2 separate regions of the Homo sapiens genome follow, and region 2 is linked to region 1. Evidence: chromatin loops called from intact Hi-C (ENCODE). Cell type or tissue: tibial artery. All regions are shown on one strand. Region 1 overlaps RAB7B (RAB7B, member RAS oncogene family). Region 2 overlaps SLC60A1 (solute carrier family 60 member 1).

The links. A loop is a pair of places that touch in the nucleus more often than their neighbours do. Peaks named below come from ENCODE experiments on the same cell type or tissue, not always from the same donor. Only the 100,000 strongest peaks of a DNase experiment are listed, where the experiment ranks them.
Region 2: it touches region 1 in a loop (4-fold over the local background); 21 of 110 quality-filtered maps call a loop at or near these places.

The regions. Positions count from the first base shown.
Region 1 is chr1:205,976,350-205,978,849 of GRCh38, forward strand. RAB7B (RAB7B, member RAS oncogene family) reads right to left here. Exons shown (of 6, transcript NM_001164522.3): 6 at 391-2,500. It overlaps SLC26A9-AS1 (SLC26A9 and RAB7B antisense RNA 1), which reads left to right. Exons shown (of 4, transcript NR_110984.1): 4 at 1-1,746. Among named protein-coding and RNA genes, the nearest start is that of RAB7B, 26 kb to the right of the region's middle. In tibial artery, a CTCF peak has its summit at 1,239 (motif pointing left); DNase peaks (open chromatin) are centred at 562, 812 and 1,242.
Region 2 is chr1:205,580,749-205,583,248 of GRCh38, forward strand. SLC60A1 (solute carrier family 60 member 1) reads left to right here. Exons shown (of 10, transcript NM_181644.5): 3 at 1-173. It overlaps LOC124904491 (a long non-coding RNA gene), which reads right to left. Exons shown (of 3, transcript XR_007066823.1): 3 at 172-1,427. Among named protein-coding and RNA genes, the nearest start is that of SLC60A1-AS1, 13 kb to the left of the region's middle. In tibial artery, no CTCF peak of the experiment used is centred here; a DNase peak (open chromatin) is centred at 1,193; H3K27me3 peaks cover 2,305 bases.

The sequences.
Region 1 (2,500 bases):
CATTCTGTCCTGGCTCCTGAGTCTGAAGAAGGTGCAAAATGTGTGGTTTGGAACTCCTATTGAATCTGAGCGTGGCTCTGCCTCTTGCAGACTCAGAATCTTTTCCATTCTAGCTTCAGTGTGTCTGAGACTCATTGTTTGCTAAGGATTGATTCCATGAATGAGTGACCTGCCCTCAGTGGGGCCCATCCTTGATCGTAGGCTCTGTTGTTGCTGTCTTGAAACTCAATAATGTCTGAACAAGAGACCCGGATCTCCATTTTGCACCGGGTTCTGTAAATTATGTAGCCAGTCTCAGTTCACTTTTAGTTGTCTGCCCTTTAGTATCTTTTTCATATCGAACCACGTAGATGTATTTTTAAAAATATAAAATCTAAGTCGCACAAAAGATAAAAACAAAGAAGGACACATTTATTATTTGTTGTGCACCTTTAGAAATGGTCCACAGGTCCACTGCAGTGCACAAGCTGCTGCATGCACACCGCACGTGACAATCCAGTCTGCCTGACTCCCAGGACAGCCTGTGTGATATGCAAAATGCCATTCCCATGAGGGCGCATCATGTTTCCCAGGAGCTCTGAAGGACACAGATAGAGCTTGTGCTCTAGGCTGCCCCCCTGTTCCCGTGCTGGCTCCATGCTGGTGTCCAGAATGAGCCAGTTCACACTCCAGTGCCACGTGGGGGGAGAAGTGGCTCCCAAACTCCCCTGCTGACCTCCCCCCGGCCCCTAGGTGTACCTTCCAAGTCAGATGACAGTCATAGGCTAACATCCCCAGCTTTGCCTGGAACTCAGGAAAGGATACTTACGGGTAGACAGAAAGATTCTGCAGTGGGCATGGACTTGGCCATTGAAGACCCTGAGAGGACATCTTGTCCACCCTCTCCAGGCTAGGCCCTGTCTGTGCTGCCTGGAGCCAGAAGAAAAAGATTCCAGCCTTGGAATCTGCAGGGAGGGAGACTCCTTGCAGTGAGCTTTCTTGCATTTCATTCTAGTATTTGCCACAGATGCTGATTTCTTGCCTGAGTCATATATATTGAAGTTTTTGCTCATTTCTTACTAGGCTTAAGAAATTGGAATTCTCTGCCTTACAAATCCCAAAGGGCTAAACATGCCTCCAAGCCCATGAACAAGCTTTGAGCATCTGAAGGACAAAACCCCAGCTCCTAAAACCTTCATGAGCATCCACTTTCTGCTCAGCCTGGAAGAGAAGGAGCACTGCTGCCCTCTGGTGGTCAGGCAGCAGAGCATCTAGGAGCCACCCAAGGGAGCTGGGTCCCCTTTGCTTTGTCTTTGGGACAGCAGCTTTGAGTATTAGGTCAATGGATGTCCTTTCACTGTTCCTGGAACATGGCAAGCTTGTTTTTGCCTCAGGGCTTTGGGTCTTGATGCTCCCTCTCCCTGGAATGTTCTTTCTCCAGCTCTCAGGTGACAGCTGCTTTCTCATTCTCTAGCCCTCAGACCAAATGCCACCTCCTCAGGGAAGCCCTCCTGGACCACTTCATCTAAAATAGCAACTCATCCCACCCCCTGTCACTCTATCCCATTACCCTGTTTCCCTTTGTTTATAGCACTTACCTGCTATTTGGAAATATCTGTCTAGAGTCTGCGTCTCTCCCTCACCAGATGTCGGCTCCAGGAGGGCAGAGTCCCTGTGTTTTGTTTGTCACTGGACTTCAATGCATCGTACATAGTAGATACGCAAAAATAAACTTGTCAAAGAAGTAAATAAATGCATATTGACAACAGCTACTGGATTTAAGCACAGCTTCTGGTCCTCAAAACCACACTGTGATACAGGGGGCAAGGCACATCTCACCCCCACAGGACAGATAAACAAATTGAGACTCAGAGATTTATGTGAGTTGCCTGAGCACCCAGCAAGGAGGAATGAGCCATGGTCCCTTGTGGCTTCTCCTGTGCTCCCTCAGTCTTCTACCCTGGAGGGAGCAGAGGGGGTCTCAGGCACGACAGCTTCTGCCAGGAGCTGAGGCGGGCCCAGCATGTGGGGTCCAGACCTTTACTCCTTAGTCTGCTCGTTGAAGGAGGCTGAGCTGTGCCATTGTCCAAAGCTTTGCTTGTGGCTGAGGGGTGTGAGGTGGGAGCGGGTGAGGAAGGTCTGTCCACAGGAGGATGTAACCAGACTCCAATCAGTGGCCGGTCTGCGGAGATGTGTGTTCTGGAGCGGGAGTGTTTGAGGGGTGGATGGGTGGGGAAAGCTGGAGCCACTGCGGAAACGGTGACTTCTGCAGGACCAGGGTTTGGCTCTGACATTCCGGGCTTCATCCAGACGCTCTCACTATACTCAGCCTGAGCCAGGGGCTGCCCTCTGACTCTGGGCCCAGCACCAGGGTCAAGGGCTCTGCCGCAGAGCTTAGGCCCCCTGCACTGTGCTTGGGCAGGCAGTGGGGCTGGAGGGGGATGGTCACCTGTTCTCAAGCCTGGGGTGACCAGGCTCGGGGCAGGCTCTGTTTCTGGGCTTCCAGAGCAGGCGTCTGGAG
Region 2 (2,500 bases), 400 kb before region 1:
ATAGCACGGCCAACACCACCTCCCGAGGCCACCTGTTCCATGTCTCCAGGGTGCTGGGCCAGCACCACGTAGATGCCAAGCCTTGGTCCAACCAGACGTTCCCAGGGCTGACTCCAAAGGACGGGGCAGGGACCCGAGTGTCCTATGCCTTCTGGATCATGGCCCTCATCAATGTGAGTGTCCCTGGGGTGGGCCAGGTAGGGAGCTAGTGGACAGTCCACACATCCCAGTCCACCCCACACCCAGTGAAGATTCTTCAGATGCTGAGAAACGTGCTGGGGCTGAGGTGTGCATCCCAGAGGCAGGAGGATGGGAGGACAAACCCTCCCCGGGATCCCCTGCACTACTCCACCATCCTTCAGCGACCTGTGATTGCAGTTCTCAAGGAGGGTAAAACAGTGAGCTGAGCACAGTGAAAATCAGGGTCAACTTTCGAATTATCTGAGGTTCTGTGGGAAACTAGTTTTTTCCTCCAAGGCCAGATGAAGTGGACCCTGGACAGACCCCGGCAGGAAGTGGAAGGTTTTTCTCTGGGTCCCTTCATCAATGGTGGGATTCTCCTGTGCCCTCCTGTCAGGGGCTCCTGTGGAGGCTAGGAGACAGACAAGATGACCTCTGAAGGGCCCTGCCTGCCAAGGCAGCCTATGGTGGGAACAGCGAGAGACCACTTCACCCCGTGACTGCGTCACATACCGAGGCCCGCTTTGTACACCCCTGCCAAGTCAGCACTGACTCTGGCCTCCAGCTGGAAACCTCCTCTGGTGCTCTGCAAACCCAAGTTGGGATCTCTCACGTTAGCCCAGACTGGAGCCAGAGTGTCAGGTGGGGAGACCCCCTACCCCCATCCACCTGGGTTGGGGAGGACTGTCGGGAACACCAGAGCATCCCTGGCTCCTGGGCCGGGGGTGGGGAGCATTACAGTGGCCACTGTCTTGGCTGTGGGATGGAGGCACCATGCTGCTTGTCATGGTGGCTTAGAGCCTCTCTTTGCAGTAGGTGGACTTCTCAGCTCTCCTGGGGCAGGTGGGCTGGACTCAGGCACTAGAGCAGCTGCCCAGCTGCTGCTGAGCCTCAGAATATGCCACACACATAGCACTGAAAGGAGCCTTTGAGACCACCATTCCAGTGAGCAGCAGGGCAAGGGTGGGGGTGTCATGCCATCACCAGCTCAAAGCCCTGACAAGGGACTGATAGGAGGCTGAGCCCGGCTGGAAGCCCTGACCCTCAGCATAGACCATCTACCTGCTGCCCCCTCATCACCAGTCCTTTTCCTTCCTTTCCTTTGTAGATTTCCTTTCCCTGGCCCGAATCTCCTCTGGGGGCTCTCATAAACCCACCCTCTCCGTCTGCTCCTTCCCTTTTCAGCCCATGCCCATCCATTGTTTTGGAAAGAATGCGGCTTTGGGCCCGTTCCTTCCAGGAGAGACCTGCGAAGGAAAGGAGCAGTGTCAGTAGAACCTCTAGGCTGAGACTCCCAGACCAGGAAGCCGGAAGGTCCGGCTTAAGCCCGAGGTTTGTTCTCTCTTGCCCCATGAAGTGCAGGCTGGAGGGACTTTGTTTGCTGCAGGATTTCCGGACTTTTTCTATTGGTTTGTGTCTGAAAATAAACAGTCCAGCACGGAGGAAGATGGGCTGTGCATGTACTCATGTGGGTGCACACGCACACACACATGTGCACCCCACCTGCCCTTCTCTGACTTTTAAGGTGGGGCTGCCTTCCCTGAATGGAATTCTTATAAAATTGGGTGTGTTCCTGCCAGCAATGCCAGCCAATCCTCTGTGAAGCCCTTCCCAGCACCCACCTCCCTGGAAAGCCCCACCTGAGCGATCACGCCTCTTGTACAGCTGTTTCCACTTGGCCTTCACTCAGGCACTCTGCCACTACAGGCCTCTGTGGGTGGGTTTCCTGTTTCCCCCCTCACACTGGAGGAAGGGCTGTGTCTCCCCCATTAGGGCTCAGCAGGGGCTGTTCTCTCCCCACTCAGGCCTGACTGCCAGGGGCCATGTCTGACCTTGACTTCTTTTTGAGTGTGCAGAAAGGCTCCCAAGGTCACCATAGGGAGGTGCCAACACAGGGGTGGTTTTTGTCTTTCACTCCTGTTAGGTGACTTGAGGAAATACTGGTGAGAGCCAGCCTGCCTCCAGGGGCAGGGAAGGGCTCCCCCAGAACACCACCAGGCAGGGGCTGGCAGTCTGCCAGCCTTCCATCTCTATCCTATGCCTCTCCCGTGGGCCAGGAAGAGCCCAATAGCTGGGCGCTCTCACCAGCCTCTGGGAGACATCTGCAGCTCCCTGGGCTTCCTGTCTTTCCTAAGTGAAAGGAACTGGGCTGAAGTTGCAGCAAGAAGGACAATAGTTAGACTTGATGCGGTACTTCCTGGCAACCAGGGTGGTGAGACACAAGCAGGGGCCCCTGAGGGAGGTGGTGGAGGCTTCCCCAGGCAACCTCAGAAGCAGGAGCCATTTCCCACTGCTCTGAAGGAGTTCCGATTTAGCATAA